Linked DNA regions of Mus musculus: all the other regions are linked to region 3. Evidence: chromatin loops called from intact Hi-C (ENCODE). Cell type or tissue: left cerebral cortex. All regions are shown on one strand. Each heading gives the region's core, and the rest is flanking DNA. Links, peaks and the distances in the headings are about the cores only. Region 1 has its middle 90 kb from the start of Gm32016. Region 2 has its middle 86 kb from the start of Gm40518. Region 3 has its middle 18 kb from the start of Gm32016.

What was found. Peaks named below come from ENCODE experiments on the same cell type or tissue, not always from the same donor. Only the 100,000 strongest peaks of a DNase experiment are listed, where the experiment ranks them.
Region 1: a loop joins it to region 3, with 2.6 times the contacts of the local background. A loop is called at or near these places in 2 of 42 quality-filtered maps.
Region 2: it touches region 3 in a loop (6-fold over the local background); 3 of 42 quality-filtered maps call a loop at or near these places.

Annotation. Positions count from the first base shown.
Region 1 is chr9:48,026,259-48,031,589 of GRCm38, reverse strand. No RefSeq gene overlaps it. Among named protein-coding and RNA genes, the nearest start is that of Gm32016, 90 kb to the right of the region's middle. In left cerebral cortex, for the core only: no CTCF peak of the experiment used is centred there; DNase peaks (open chromatin) are centred at 545 and 2,368; H3K27ac peaks cover 1,906 bases.
Region 2 is chr9:48,070,345-48,075,675 of GRCm38, reverse strand. No RefSeq gene overlaps it. Among named protein-coding and RNA genes, the nearest start is that of Gm40518, 86 kb to the left of the region's middle. In left cerebral cortex, for the core only: no CTCF peak of the experiment used is centred there; DNase peaks (open chromatin) are centred at 1,301, 1,768, 2,392, 2,924 and 2 more places; H3K27ac peaks cover 4,296 bases.
Region 3 is chr9:47,955,157-47,960,487 of GRCm38, reverse strand. No RefSeq gene overlaps it. Among named protein-coding and RNA genes, the nearest start is that of Gm32016, 18 kb to the right of the region's middle. In left cerebral cortex, for the core only: no CTCF peak of the experiment used is centred there; a DNase peak (open chromatin) is centred at 2,426; H3K27ac peaks cover 826 bases.

The DNA of each region.
Region 1 (5,331 bases), core at 176-5,175, 71 kb before region 3:
CAACCAAGTACTCAAATACTTAAAGAGAAATTAATACAACTTCTCAAAAATTTCTAGCATAGATAAAAAAATTTAAAAAAAAACAACTAACAAACTGAATTCGACAGAACATTAAAAGTATCATTCACAACTCAGCAGGTAAAGATGCTCACTGCCAACTCAATAACTCAAGTCCAATTTCCAGAAACACACAGTGGATGAGAAAATTATTCTCTCAAGTTTCTTGCTACCTTCACATGGTCATGGTGGCATGTACACACACACATACAGAGAGAGAGAGAGAGAGAGAGAGAGAGAGAGAGAGAGAGAGAGAGAGAGAGAGAGAGAGAGAGAGAGAGAGAGAGAGAGAAAGAAAAGAGAGAAAAAAGCAGCACTTGTCACGATCGAGGAGGGTTTGCCTCTGGGATACAGCAATGGTTCAATATATATGATAAACCCACAGCAGACACCATTTTCCTTGCTGACAAGCTGAAAGTGGTTCTCTAAGATGGGGAATGCTCTCCCTGCTTCTATTTAAAGCAACACTGGATGTCCTAAGCAGAGCAGTTGGCAAGAAAAGAGAAAAGTGTACCCAGATCTAGAAAGAAGCAGCAGCAGTGTGTTCTTCGCAGACAACTGGTAGAAAACTCTAAAACAGTGGCTCTCAACCTTGCTAATGCTGTGGGCCTTTAATACAGTTCCTCACATTGTAGTGATGCCCAACAATAAAATGATTTCATTGCTACTCTATAACTTTAAATTTGCTACTGTTATCAATGGTAATGTAAATCTATGATATGCAGGATGTCTGATATGTGACCCCCAAGGGGTTGAGACCCACATCTCTAAAAGCCCCATCAAAAAAGAACATAAAGAGTGTCGCTGATGTACCTGTTCAGTAAAGTTGAAAGATGGAAAATACAGCACAGACATCGTCTTGGACACTAACAATGAACTATTGAAAGGTAAGCTCCAAAAGCAATCTCATTTATAGTTTCATTAGCAGGGGTAAAATATTTATAAATAAGTGTAACCAAGGATGTGAAAGACATGGATGCTGAAAATCTCAAACCTGGAGACAGAAAATGGAAGTCTTTTCTGTGTTCCTGGACTGCTAGAATTAATATTGTTGAAATATTAACGAGCGTTGTAGGTTCAAAGCAATTCCAATGAAAAGGGCAACAGCATTTTTTTTTCCCAGAAATATAAAAATCAATTTCGGGCTAAGGAAATGGTTCCATGGCTAAGTGCTTGCTGTACAAGCATGACAACCTGAGTTCAGATCCCAGTACCCGTAAAACCCTACAATATCAGCAGTTGCAGAGTGGAGACAAGGATCCTAGAGGCCTCGCTGGCCAGCCAGTCCATCCGTGAGGAGCTTTAGGCTCTGTGAAAGACAGAGTACCAAAAACTAATGATAATATGGTGGACAAAATAGACATCCATGCTGACTTTTGGATGAGGGTTGCCCTCTGCCCTCTACATGCACCTGCACACACATTCTCACATACATGCATACAAAAAGAATAACGATTTGACATTTGTTTGATATTCCAAAAGATGGCAAGATAGCTAAGCAAACTTGAATAATAACAAAAATGGAACCACCACACTCTGATTTTAGACTATATTGTGAGTCTGTACTATTCAACACAACATAGCTATGTCATTAAAAAGGAACCATAGGCATGAGGGACTTGAATGGAGAGACCAGAAGAAAACCCACATACACACTCTTGACATTTGCCTGAGAGTGCTGGGAATTAAAAAGGAGAGGCCAGGCTCTTCAAAACCTGCTTATCTGTAAGTAAAAGAGTGAAGGTGCCGTACTCCACTCAGTGAAAACAACTCAAAATTGTTCCTATGTGCTCTGTTCACAGAAAATAACTCCCAGAAAAACAAACAAAACAAAACAAAACAAAACAAAACAGTCCTTCTCAAAACTCCTAAAAAAATATGATAAGAACTCTTAAAATTTGCTCTTAGGATGCTGTTTCTTTTAATGCTACCAAGAATGCACCAATAAAAGCAAAAACAAACCAGTGGGTACATTAAACCAAAGAACAAACACATCTCTAGTAAGAGGCTAATATTAGAAAGAGTTTGTTCAACATAACTAAATTATTCCAATCTTTTTAGTGGGTCAAAGGCCTAAACAGATATTTTTGTAAAGAAGAGAGTCAAAAGTCAACAGAATCTAGAAAGGTACTTAATATCATCAACCAAAGCAATTCAAATCAAAACTGCAATAAGTATCATTCAATGCTTGCAAAGGCACAGGGAGACGCTCTGGGCACTTGGATGCTCTTGGCAGGAATAGAAACTGGTGAGACCATTATGAAAAACTGGAAGTACTTTGAAAAACTAAAAATAGAATAGCCATATGGTCCACCCACCTAGCTTCTGAGTGTATAGTCAAAGGAAATGAAACCAATATCTTGATGACACGCCTGTACTTCATGTTCATTGCACCATCGTACACAGTAGCCTAAACACAGTTGAAGAATGAATGAACACATACAGAAAACAGAAAATGTGGATAAAGAAACTGTGCTCAGTGGAGACTTACACCCTTGAATATAAGGCAATGCCTCCATCTAGACAAATTGAATGAACCTGGAAGGCACTATGACAATGAAAAGGCCAGAAAAAGCTGGAATGAAACTATGATCCTACTTACATAGGAAATCTAAAGAGTTGGGTTGACAGACACTGATAGTAGAATGGTGTCAGGGACTGGGGATTGGAAAAAATGGGAGAGGTAGATTAAAGATCCAACAATTTCTAGGGTTTTAATGGATAACATGATAATTCTACTGAATAATACTTGAAATTTGCCAAAAGACAGAATTGCAACTTCAAAACAAAATTAAAAGCAACAAAGTCTCATGAGGCAGTACAAGGTAGACTACCTTGACTCTGGTCATTGCTTCTCAATAGATACGTATACCAAATGTAATGGTGAGTGTCAACAGTCACTATGACATGGGCATGTCTGTGGAAGATTATGCTTACTATAGTAACTGAAGTGAGACAATCCATTCACTATCGGTGGCACCATTCCCCAGAAAGAGAACTGAGATGTAGCATGCATTCATTATTCTGTGCCGTTGGCTTTATGACTAGGGATGTGGTGTGAGCAGCTCTTCCAAGATCCCGTAAACTTAATGTCCCTGCTAGGATGTTCAGCACCCTTGGACTGTGATCCAGAATAAGCCATTCACCTTCAAACTGATCTTCTCAGAGTGTTTTCTCACAGAAACACGAAAAATATCAACATAGGGAAGACCACAATACACATCTTAAGTAAATTACATCTTAATAAAGCTGAGAAAAAATGTCTATTATGCTGAATAGTTATGAAAATAACTACTCATAATTTAAATTTCCTCATGGATTTAAATTACAGAGGATATAGCTTGCAATTATATATTTAAACAGTTTTGATGCTTATGGAATATTTTTATATAATTAATTCTCTGTTCCTGAATTTTTACTTTTGTTCATTTTAATCAAATAGGGAACATCTTAAAGTAGTTTTTTCCAATAAAGGCACATCTGATATAATGTCTAATGATTGTAGAGGTTATAAGTATGTAAGACATGTTTTATATGCTTTATATGATCAATATTTTAAAAATAAACTAGTTTTTAAAGTATTTATTTACCAAGTGTGTGTGTTCACCTTTTCCATGTCACACATGTGGAAATCAAGAAAAATTGTGGGAGTCAGTTCTCTTCTTCTGTTACAAGGGTCTCTGGGGTCAAACTTGGGTCATCATGATTAGCAAGAAGTACCTTTACCCACTGAGCCATCTTACCAGCCCCACCATTCCTTTTAGGATTTAAAAACAAATCTTCATGACATTGGAGCTCCACATAAGGCACTACTAATTATTGCCTCAATTTTCTTTTGCAATCTATAAACCCTCAAACAACACATGTAGCTTATAGCCCAAATGGGCAACATTTTCAGTGAAGGAAGTAGCACTAAAAACATTTAATATTTAGCATTGTTGAAAATAAGTCAAAGATAAGCAGCATCCCTATCCCCACCCTTACCCCATCCCTACCCCACCCCCATCCCCACCCCATCCCCACTCCTATCCCTCCCCCTCCCCTCCCCCACCCCAGCCCCACCCTCATCCCCTTTGGTAGCAAACTTCCCTTCTGTTGGCCATGACTGTTTTGTTTTGTAGTGAGGTTGCAGAGTCAGTGAGAGCAGCATGCATTCCATGATTACTTTCTGTGACAGCATGAGGCCTTGTAACCTGCACAATCAGATTCTTTATTTCTGCCAAGCCTTCTTCTGCATCATGTTATTTCTATTCTGTTGAACTTGATGCTGATTATACCTGGAAAGTGTATAAGTGTCTTCTTTTATTTCTTTGAGATAATTGTCATCTTGGAGGCTTACAGCTGAATAAGTTCACCCTTTCCAGTTCTTTCTGATCTTTGGCTGGCTGGTTCAACTCAGCTGTTCTGGCCCAAACTCCTCTCCAAGCTGACTGATTCAATCTGGCTTCTCTTAGCTTCATCCTGCAGCTCAGGGTGACCAACAAGTAGTACTTTTTGACTTCCAGGTGCTGGGATCACACACCCAGACTCACATTGGTTTCCTTTTTTTGTGTCAACCTGCTTTTTAACCTCAGTTAAGCTTTGCCCTAGCCATCCCTCATGTCTTGTGGGCCCATCTAAGAGAAGGCTAGGAAGTTTTGTGTCTACTCAGGATGAGTTCATGCTATTCACATACCGAATCAATCTATAGTCATATTCTCCATGTGCAATCTGTTGCTAGCTAAAATTATCTTGCTAATTTATTTAGGTTATTATCTGTCTACTTACCAGACTGTTGTAGAAACTTCGGGAGAGCAAGAGATCTGAGAGTCATATTTACTATTCTATTCCCAGAACACTGGGCAAGTGCTTGGCACTCAGTAGTCGCTCAATAAGCATCAGTTAGAGAAGGAATGGAGAGTTGAGCACACATTCCATAGATGGTCAGAGTAGCATCCACCACCCCTGAAGAATAAGGACTGGAGATGGGCAGGATATGGTGGCATTTAGAAAAAATGTCAGGTGTCCAGAATGACACCCCATGGCGGGAAGACCACAGCTACTATCTCCCATATCCCCTTGCGCTCTTCTCCTCCTTCCAGCCGCATATGAAACGATCAACATTCCTCCAGTGACAAGAGAGATGTAAGAGGCTAGACAGGATCACTCATCCCTAGAGCTCATTTTCCAAGAATTCATGAAACATATGGAAGAAACTGAAGGGAGGCTCTCTGGGGAGATTAAAAAAAAAGAGTTATAAACAATTCCTATAAGAAGCTCTGGAAGATTCATATA
Region 2 (5,331 bases), core at 56-5,055, 120 kb before region 3:
CCAAAATTAAACAGGGAGGGAGAACCTACTAATTCTCTCTCTCTCTCTCTCTCTCTCTCTCTCTCTCTCTCTCTCTCTCTCTCTCTCCTCTCCTCTCCCCTCCTCCTTTCTCTTCTCTTCCCCTTTCCTCTTCTTCCTTCCTTCCCCTCTTCTCTCCTCCCCTCCATTCCTCCCTCCCAGCATCATAATGCTGGTCTCAGAATCTCCAAGGCAGATGGAAGGGGTTGGGGGTGGGGAATGATAGAGAGACAGAAATAAGTTTACATCATCAAATACTTCCTCCCACTCCTCAATTGTTTCTTTTCCCTTTCTCCTTCCCTCCCTAACCCTGCATACTTGTGCCTCCCCCTCCCTCCCTCCCTCCCTCCCTCCCTCCTTACGCCACTCCTCACCCCCCCCCCCGTGTGTGTGTGTGTGTGTGTGTGTGTTTAGGTACATGTGCAGGTGTGTGGACAGGTGTGAGCACACATGAGTTCAACATCAAAAGCCTTCCACAATATTTCTCCACCTTAAATTTTTTTGAGATAGCATCTCTCACTGAACCTAGAAAAAGCTGATGAATCCAGATTGGCTGGCTAGTGAGGCCCCTGTGCTAATTCTGTCTGTACCTCCCAGAGCTGGGATGATGGGTCTGCGCTGCCACTCCCAGCTTTTGTCACAGGATGAGTGCTTACTGACTGAGCCACCCCCCAAGGCCTTCTCCTGCCACTTCTGTTAGAGATGTCAGTCTTTCCACTGTCTCCTAGGAACTGTGTCCAAGTAAGATCTGGTGAAATCAAAGGAACACCAGAGTCTGGGATATCTGAGTTTGAACCACTCCTCCATTGCTAAAAAGCTTTGTGACATCAGACAAGTTAGCTTACCTCTCTGAGGCTCCCAGTTCCCATCTGAAAACCAGGAACAAATAGACACTATTTACCTGTGGTAGCATCCTGAACAGGGAAGAGATGACACCTAGTTAAGGTTGCTGAATGCCACATCTTGCAGAGTATACATAAAACCTGACGTCAGTTGAGGGTATTTAAGATTCAAATGGAACTGGCTACATCCCCCACTTGCAGAAGGGAACCCATTCTCTCAGAAGGCTCTTGGATGAGGTATGACTCCTCCTCCAGATCGCCTTCAAATACTTTCAACTTGGGGTTCGCTTTATTATCCAATGATGAGAACCTTCCTCTCTATGCATGTTCTCTGAGTTCAGGAGGCTTGTGCTGAAATGTGGGTAACAAGGAAGTGCACCACGCGGCACAACAACCTCAATCGACATTATCACTTTCCCAAGAACCTTCATCTAGAAAGCAGGATTCCCTCTCAGCCTGTCTGCACTTCCAGCCATCTTACCACCTTCCTTTCCCTGGCTACCAGCCTCACTCTCACCCAAACTCTAAATCCCTCTCCATGTCTTACTCAGAGCAGGTTGGCTGGTTTTTCTTACTTTGCTGTATCTTCTCCCATCAATTTGGGAACTTCATCTTTTGCTTCAGAACTACTCCATGTCAAAGTATTTTCCGGAACACTCAGGCCTCTCCCTGTGCAGAGGTCTGGGGACACTAGTTACTCTGATGTATCCTCCCTGACTTGTAGACCCAAGATCAAAAGATGTCTAAGGACATATTTCTCCAGCCCTCTTTTCTCTCATGCTATCTCTTTGCCATCTGCACTGAGGCTCCATCATCCTCTGCTGCCCACTTCTCTCGACTTCCCGGAAGTCACTCCTTGTGCCACCTGAGCCAATCCCCGCAGAAGCCAGCTAGGATTGGCCAGAGACACCAACCTCATCCTTATTGGCTGTTTCATTGGCTTTTTTGGTCATGAACTTCTAAATAAGCTGTCTTAGTTAGGGTTTCTATTCCTGCACAAACATCATGACCAAGAAGCAAGTTGGGGAGGAAAGGGTTTATTCGGCTTACATTTCCATACTGCTGTTCATCACCAAGGAAGTCAGGACTGGAACTCAAGCAGGTCAGGAAGCAAGAGCTGATTCAGAGGCCATGGAGAGATGTTCTTTACTGGCTTGCTTTACCTGGCTTGCTCAGCCTGCTCTCTTATAAAACCCAAGACTACCAGCCCAGAGATGGTCCCACCCACAAGGGGCCTTTCCCCCTTGATCACTAATTGAGGAAATGCCTTACAGTTGGATCTCATGGAAGCATTTCCTCAACTGAAGCTCCTTTCTCTGTGATAACTCCAGCTGTGTCAGGTTGACACAAAACTAGCCAGTACATAAGCCCTCCCCCATCTATCTAATTCTTTTGTTCTTGCGCTGCAACCACCTCCCACCATCCCATCCCTCCCCACTTCCTTCCCAGATGCTTACTCTCTGCCCACCTCAATCCTGTACTCATGTTCCAGTCAGTAAGTAACTCCTCCCACTCCCAGTGGGCTGCCCAACCATCTCAGCATCCATTCTAACAGTTCAACCTCCCACAGGGCTGATGTGCCCTACAGACTTCTCTTCGGCTACAGTCCTCCCACAGCCCTGCTCTCATTTGAGAAACCCTTTTGGAACTCTGGCTGAACTAGGAGCTCAGGAACCCAAGCAGCTCCCATTCCTCCCTCTGTCTCTACTGGCCAGCCAGCTGCTCTAGGATCTTCATGTGGTTAATGGAGCCGTCAGCCCCTCCCCTCCCCTCCCCTCCCCTCCCCTCCCCTCCCCTCCCCTCCCCTCCCCTCCCCTCATCCCTCTCATCCTCCTCATGCATCCAACCACTCATTCATTCAGCTGGGTCCCTTACATCTCCCTTATTCCTGTGCCTTTATGTAACATCTATATGCTGGCAACTCTAAGCTTTTCATTTAAGCCCAAAGCTTTTTTTCCCTCCATTATAGGCTCATGTCTCTTGCTGCCCACTCGACAACATTTCTTCTTACTTATCTTCCAGACCTTTCATCCTTAACATATCCAGCAGAGAATTCTTACCTCCTCCCACTGTAAGGCTGTTTCTTTCCTAGTGGATTACATATTAGTAAATGGCTTCCTTACATAAGGTAGAAACAGAAGCCTCACCTTGCTCTCTCTCCTCTCTCCCCAATTCATCTGGTAGTCATGTCAGAATTACTTGATCTGAAATCTAGCCAAACCTGTCCTTTACTTCCCCATCACTGCCACCTCGTCCATCTGGTCTGTGATCATATTTTGTGTGCATGTGTGTGTGCATGACTCTGGCAGTTTGTTCTCCTCCAAATTTACCCATATCCTCCCTGATAAAAAAGTCTTAAAAGGCACACTGAGGAAGTTGTTCTCTTACAGGAGGCCAGTTAGCAATCTTCACATTCCTTATCACATTTATAAGTATTAACGGTGTTCTTTAAGCAGAAGAGAGACCGATTCATTCCATTGTTCGTAGAGGGGTGTACATGCAGCTCAGAGCAAGTGGGTCCTGGGTTGCTAACAGGTTGTGAAGTGCATCATCTGGAGAGGAGCACGAGTGTGCATAGAACATTCAGGTAAGGGTCGCAGGCTCACAAATGCATTACTAGATGACAGGTGTGTATGTGTAGCCCAAACCTGGTGGAGTCAAAGGTTACTAAACTCCCACTCTTGCTGTCCCAGAAGAATTTGTTGAAAATCCAAAGTCCTTTCATTTTTTAACTGCTCCTTTTCCAGGTCTGTCTATGAAAATGCCATGGCTTTCAGCTCCTCAAATAAAGGACCAATCTAAATCTTATTGGTCTTGGAGATTTTGACTTCTGCTTTCTTAGCTCTATGAAGCCTTTTTCTGAAGCTGACTCTTAAACTAAGCCTTAGCATGGATTTTACCTCTTCACAGAAGCCTTCTTCAACACCCCCTTTTAAGTTTGCACCTATAGATCATTAATATCATCTAGCATTTCAACCTGGGTCTCTCCTTTATAACACTTAAACTCTTTTTGTTTTTCTGTTTCTTAATTGTTTTGTGCCTGTCTCCTCCTTGAGTCATAGACCATATCTGTTAGCTCAACATTGGATTCCCTAGACTGATAACTTTATCTGACATATAGTAATAACTACTCAATAAATAATCATTGAATCAATAAATGAGTGGTTGGAAAAATGAATCTATTGATATAATATGTATTGCATGTTGGACAAAATATTATCCTTATTCTCAAGGGAAGAGCAAGCAGATAGAATACAAGCGCAATGGCAATAACATTATTTCTTCTGTGACAAGCATGGGTTAAATAGCATGAAAGCCTGGGCTGAAAGGTCATGGAGCTTCAAGCTTCAAGCACCTTCAGGATGGAGAGTTGGTCAATATGATTTTTTTAAAACTGCATTGCATTGATTTATTGGTGTGTTCATCCAAATGCAGGTGCGTGGACAGAGGTCAGAGGACAGCTTGGGGGAGTCTCATTCTATCCCGTGGGTCCTTGGGATCAAACTCAGGTCATGAGGCTTGGCCACAAGCACCTTTACCCAATGAGTCATCTCAAAAACCACAGTTAGGTTTTTTTCTTTTTTTCATTTTTAAAAAAATTAAATTGAGATCACAGTTTATTCTTGCCTTTTATCTTGAAGTCAACCCAGGTAATCGGTTGATATTAAAGATTAGAGCTAGAAATTTTGATTATCAGCATGAAATGCTGTCCTAGTATTTGTAAGAAGAAGAAGAAGAAGAAAAAAAGGTAAGATATTTCTTGTACTTGACCCTCCAAAAATTACACTGCTGTCCAATGTGCTGATTCTATGAAAGTAAAGTCACGTGTTACAAATGCAAATGAATGAATTGGATTAAGGAGAGAACAGGGGCCTCCTATCATAGAGAACCATACTGTTCTTAACGTAGAGGAGAGTCATCTCAGGCTGCATTACACTGAAGTAGCAGATGATCTGAAAACCTTAATGGCTTCCACCTCATAAACTTATTTCTTTCTATGCTACACGGATGTTATATTCTTCTTTATTTAGTGACCCACACTGAAACAGCAGCTCTGGTCAAGGATGTGTTGATGCTGAGGCAGAAGAAGAAAGAGAAATTTCGCAACTGAATGCTGGCTCTTAAAGTATATGTAAAGTATAAAATAACTTATGTGATAACATCTCATTGACCTGAGTCTATCATATGGCCAAGGCTGACATCACTGCCTCAGATATCAAAGTTCCTGCAAATAGAAAAGTAAAAAACACCAGAAAGACTGACCTGCATGTAGCTCAGACCTGCAGAGCCAGAATTTAGAATTTCCTGTACAATCCTCCACCATGGGCATGAACGAAGCAGTCATTTCCCCTTTAAGACCAAATTAATATATATTCTAATCTGTAAGTAAACATCTCTTCCTTTCTTCCAAATGCACAAGCTTAGGATAAAAATAGAGGCATTTCATATGCCTATGTGTTCTGTAAACTAG
Region 3 (5,331 bases), core at 166-5,165:
GGACACTTGCCTTGCAGAAGTTGTCTGAGAACTGAGAAAAGACTTCATGGGGCTGGAAAGATGCATCCGTGGGTAATGTGCTTACTGTGCAAGTTTGAGTGCCTAAGTTTGAATCCCCAGTAGGCAAGCAAACATAAAGGGCAGGCAGTGCTGGGATGGGTGGCCTATAAAGACAAGGAAATCTGTGTGGATTCCTGGATACCCAGTCAGTTCAGCCAAAGCAATGGCTCTGGGCTTAGGGAGAGATCCTATCTCAAAGAAAGATAAAGTGGAGAGGGACTGAGAAAGACTCTGACCACCACACATATACATGTGTACTGATATGCATAAGTACTATATGCACACATGCACACTCGTGTCTATACATTAAGTAATGAGAGAGAGAGCGCGCGCGAGAGAGAACACATTGTGCCTTGTGTCCTATCTGCTCTCAAGCCAGCCTTGCAGAAGCCTAGGAACCTGACTAGATTCCTCCTTGTAGGATTTGAAGGAAGAGCAAGAGACGAGCTGTGGCTACCTCATCTATTACAGACTAAATAGTGTCCCCCTAAATTATATGCATAAGTCTTAAACACCAGTACCCCAGAGTGTGACATTACTTAAAGATGGGCTCTTAAAATGAGGTCCTTAGAGTTAAGACCCCAGTGCTCTGTGACTAATAACCTTGTAACAATAGAACCACCAGATAGTGACAGAAACACTCAGGACACTGACATGGTGGCCTAGGCACAAATAGAAACAATGTGGCTTCGAACAAGGACTGGGCACTGTGAGCATCCAGGAAAAGACAAAGGAAGGCTCTACCCAGAATCCAGGGGAGCAAGATTCTGGACTCTCAGCCTCTGGTATTATGAGAGGAAAGATTTCCATGTGTTTAAGCACCCTGCTTGTGGTTCTTTGTTAGAGCAGCCCTAGAAGACCCATACACTGCCTACCGCCACCCTCCTCCTCCTCTTCCTTCTCAGCTTCCATGTGGAAGCCTCTGAAGACAGTGTTGTGTAATCCACAATGTTTCCACGTGCTTATCCATCAAACACGTATTGACAAAAATGCAATAGGAAACAGTAACGGAAAGGCACAGCAGAGGCGAGAAACCGCAGTGACAGGCGGTGGCCGGGTCTGCTCGGGAGTCATGGGAAGACAGTCGCTTCTCCTTGCTCTCCAGCATCCCCTTTCTCACCATATCCTCTGAGGCCCTTTCTCATTGTGGAAAGAAAACCAGCTGTGTGAACCTGGTAATTGAGTATCCTGAGATTCGCGTGCACAAGTGTGTGTGCGCGCACACACACACACACACCACACACTTGTAGAGTGTTACTTTCCTGATTTCTGTGACCAAACACTGGCGATAAAAAACTTTAAGAATGGAAGTTTTGTTTTGACCCAGTGATAGGGAATAAAACAGGTCAAATCAGAGAATGCTCGGTGGCCAGAAGAGTAAGGTCAGCTATTGTCATTGCATTGTCAGGAAGCAGAGAACAGACAAGCAGTGTAGCCAAGCTGTGAGAACCTCAAGTCCTATCCCCCAGAGGCCCACTTCCCACAGCAAGGCTCCACCTTCTTAAGGTTGTACCACCAACTGGTGACTCACCATTCAAGTACATGACCTTATGTGGGATATTACACATCCAAACTACCACCTGTAAGTAGAGGGCTAATTGGAAAATGAAATAAAGTAAAATATAATGTGTGCCACGGAGATTGTGGTCACACCCGGAAGAGAGTTAGTATGTGCTGTCTTCTTGGGTGGGATACATCATCACCCACAAAGATCTGCCCCGTGTCTTGCCTGGGCTCTGTGACATAGACCAGTAGAGCAAAAATTATTTCCAACCATTGTCTTAGTGATAATTCTTGCTGCATATTCCCAAACTTTTCCTGCATTCTGATTATGTAAGAATTAAAAATAAGGTCACTCCAAATCTCAAATACAGCCATGAACATCTAGAAATGATTCTACAACACCCAAAATATTATCTCAGTTAATGGGATGGCTGATACTATTTATGCCGCGAGGACAGGAATGGAACTGGTCCCCGTGTTCGGTGGCTTACCTGAGCTGTGGGAAGTGCAAAATCAGGGGTTAGGGTTAGGGTTAGGGTTAGGGTTAGGGTTAGGGTTAGGGTTAGGGTTAGGGTTAGGGTTATAAAGATGTGATTTTTCAACTCGGCCGCAGACCTCGTTCCTAGATGTCATATCTAGAAGAATTCACAGGGAGCTCAGAGCTAGAAATAGAGAAGCAGGAAGAGGGCCTTGAACAAGAGGGGCAATCTGGAGGAAGCCAGCTGCTGCCCCTGCAATAGCCAGAGTGAGACTCCAACCCTGGGTTGGTCTGGCTCACTGCCGGCCCTCAAGAAGCTGGCCTGTTTCTTGAAACACCAATGATTCTTTAATTTGCAGAGCTGTGGGCATCTCCATATGCCACCTTGGAGTGGGATTGTCACACAACAGGCACAAGAGAATCACACCTCAGCACGGAGCTCAGTAAATTCACTGTGAAACATATTTCAGTTCCAAAGGCAATTTTCTAATTAGTAACGACACACAATGGTTTCCCAGTCTGTGAATACTTCTTTCTCTGGAGCTGGGTCCTGAGCTAAATTAAGCTTGAATATGTCACCAACCATGTTTCTGGTCCTAGACACAGGCTCCTCAAACTCCAGGCCCTTGGTTTGGATTGGAGTGTGGCACACAGACAGTGAGACACCAGGTCTGCCCCTTCTCCGAGGGCTACGCTCTTACAGGCTGATCTGGAACCTCCCTGGGTTTAGTAAGCAAAGAATTCATTCATCCATTTGACATTCATCAACATTCCTCAGGATGGTGCCCCAAAAAGACGGAGACTTTTCCTGTCAGAAGCTTACAGTCTTCTGGGAAACACGCAACTACTACTGCACAAACAGTTGGGTCACACAGAAAAGGCTATGAGAAGGATTCTAAGTCGACTGCGAAGTCGGAAAGATTTCCTGGTAGAAGTGATGTTTAAGCTCTGTGAGGTGGGCTTAAGTTTCCACCACGTCTCTTCTCTTAGGTATAAATTAATCATACTCTCTAAGATACCCGATCATATTTTATTGGACTGCTTTTGGTTTATTGTTCTGCTTATTTCTTTTATTTAAGCTTGTTCCTTGATGGTTTCATACATACAATTAATACTACTGGTTATTCTCATCTCCTACCCACTTTAAAATCTAGTTCCTGATCCTGTCTACCCTGACTTTTCCCTACAAATCTCTGCCTCAAACTGCTATTTGTTTGGGTTTATGAGCCACCAGGTCTAATTAGGGCCATCTGCGTGGACATGGTTTTGGAGCTATCTACGGAAGCCTGGTGGGCTCAGCAGAGGGTACTCAGCTAGAGACAGTAACTCCTCTACTCCTGGAATCTACCATAACCTATAATTCAGAAGTAAGCAGTGGGGCCCCAAAGCCCTTCCCCAGTCCATGACCGTTAACGGGACTAGTCTTGTGCAGGCCCAGTGCAAATGGCCACAGCTGCTGTAAGCCAGGAAGCTCACATAAAGAGAACATATGGTGTTTGTCCTTCTGGGTCTGGGTTAGCTCATTCAGTATGATTTTTTTCACAGTTGTTCATTTACCTGCAAATCTCCTAATTTATTTTATTTAATAGCTGAATCAAATTGCATTGCGTATATGTATATTTCAATATCCATTCATCAGCTGATGGACACCTAGGCCGCTTCTGCTTCCTGGCTGCTGATACTAGAGCAGCAATGAGGATGACTGTATAAGTATTTCTGTGGGATAGTGTGGGGTCCTTTGTGTATGTGCCTAGAAGCTGTACATCTGGGTCCTACTATGGTTTTATTTCTAGTGTTGTTTTCTGTTAATAAATCCTCAGATTGATTTCCAAAATGACTACAGAAGTTGACATTATTGCCAACAATGCAAGGGTTCCACTTACCCCCACAGGCCAGCCTTTGTGGTTGGTCATCTGTATTTTTGACTAGGTTGAGATGGAATCTTAATGTAGTTTTGATCTGCATTTCCTGGATAGTTGAGGGTGATGAACACTTTCTAAGTTGTTCCTAGCCACCTGTGATTTTTCTTTTGAGAACTTTGTCACAGGTCCATAGACTGCTTTTTAAATTGGGTTGTTTACTTAAAGTCCACTATTTTTTATGTCTTTGTATATCCTACGTACCAAATTTGTCTAAAGTGTCACCTATAAAGATTTCCTACTGTTCTGCTGGCCGCCTCTTCATCGTAGTGATGTTTTCCTTTGCTGTACTGAGCCTTCTTCTTTGTCTATTGTTGATCTTATTTTCAGCACTGCTAGAATCTGATTCAGAAAGACTCTACCTATGCCTGTATGGTAAGGAAAACTTCTTGCTTGAGCAGTTTTCAGAGTATTTAAGTCTTTGATCCAACTAGAGTTAAGGGTGTTTGTTTGTTAGATTTATTCATGTTTTATTTGTTTGTGTTTTGCCTGCATGTCTGTCTGTGCGCGTGCGCGTGCGCGTGCGTGTGCGTGTGCGTGTGCGTGTGCGTGTGTGTGTATGTGTGTGTGTGTGTGTGTGTGTGCGCGTTGGAGTGAGGTCAGAGGAAACTGTATAGAAGTCAGTCCTCTTTATCCAGGCATTGAACTCAGGTCATCAGCTTTGTTGGAAAGTCCATTTGCAAATATTTTATTAAGACTTTTAAAAACATAATCCATGTTCATCAGGAAGATGAATCTGCAACTTTCTTTCATTTTATCTTTATCAGGAAATTACTGGATTCATAAGAAGAGTTTGGAGTGTTCCTTACTGTTCTAGTTTCTGAAATACTCTGAGCAGTATGGGTGTTGGTTCCTCTTTGGAGTTCTGTTGGATTTCTACAGTGAGTTCTAATTTGGCTAACGAAGGTTTGCCAGTCTTATCTTTTCAAAGAACCAACTTTTCATTTCATTGATACTTTGTGGGGGTTTTGTTTGTATTTTATTAATTTCTGTCTTGATCTTAATTATTTTTCCCTATCAACTGCTTTAGGGATTGGTTTATTCCTGTTCTTCTGAGACATTAATCATTGGATGACTGATCCTGGTCATTTCTTAGTTAGGAAAAATATATTGATGCTTTAGTCTCATCACTAGTTACAGATTAATTTAAGCATTTCCTCTTGGTTTAATTTTGACAGATCAGATGCACCTGGAAAAACATATTTCTTTTGAATTCTCCAACTCAGTGGAATATAGGTTTTTAAGGTTTCCATGTGGTTTTCCACATTTCTTTGGTGTCCATTGTAATACCTCTACTTTCATTACTAATTTTATTTACTTGTGTTCTCTTTCTATTACTTTAGATTAATTTAGCTAAAGCTTTGCCAGTCT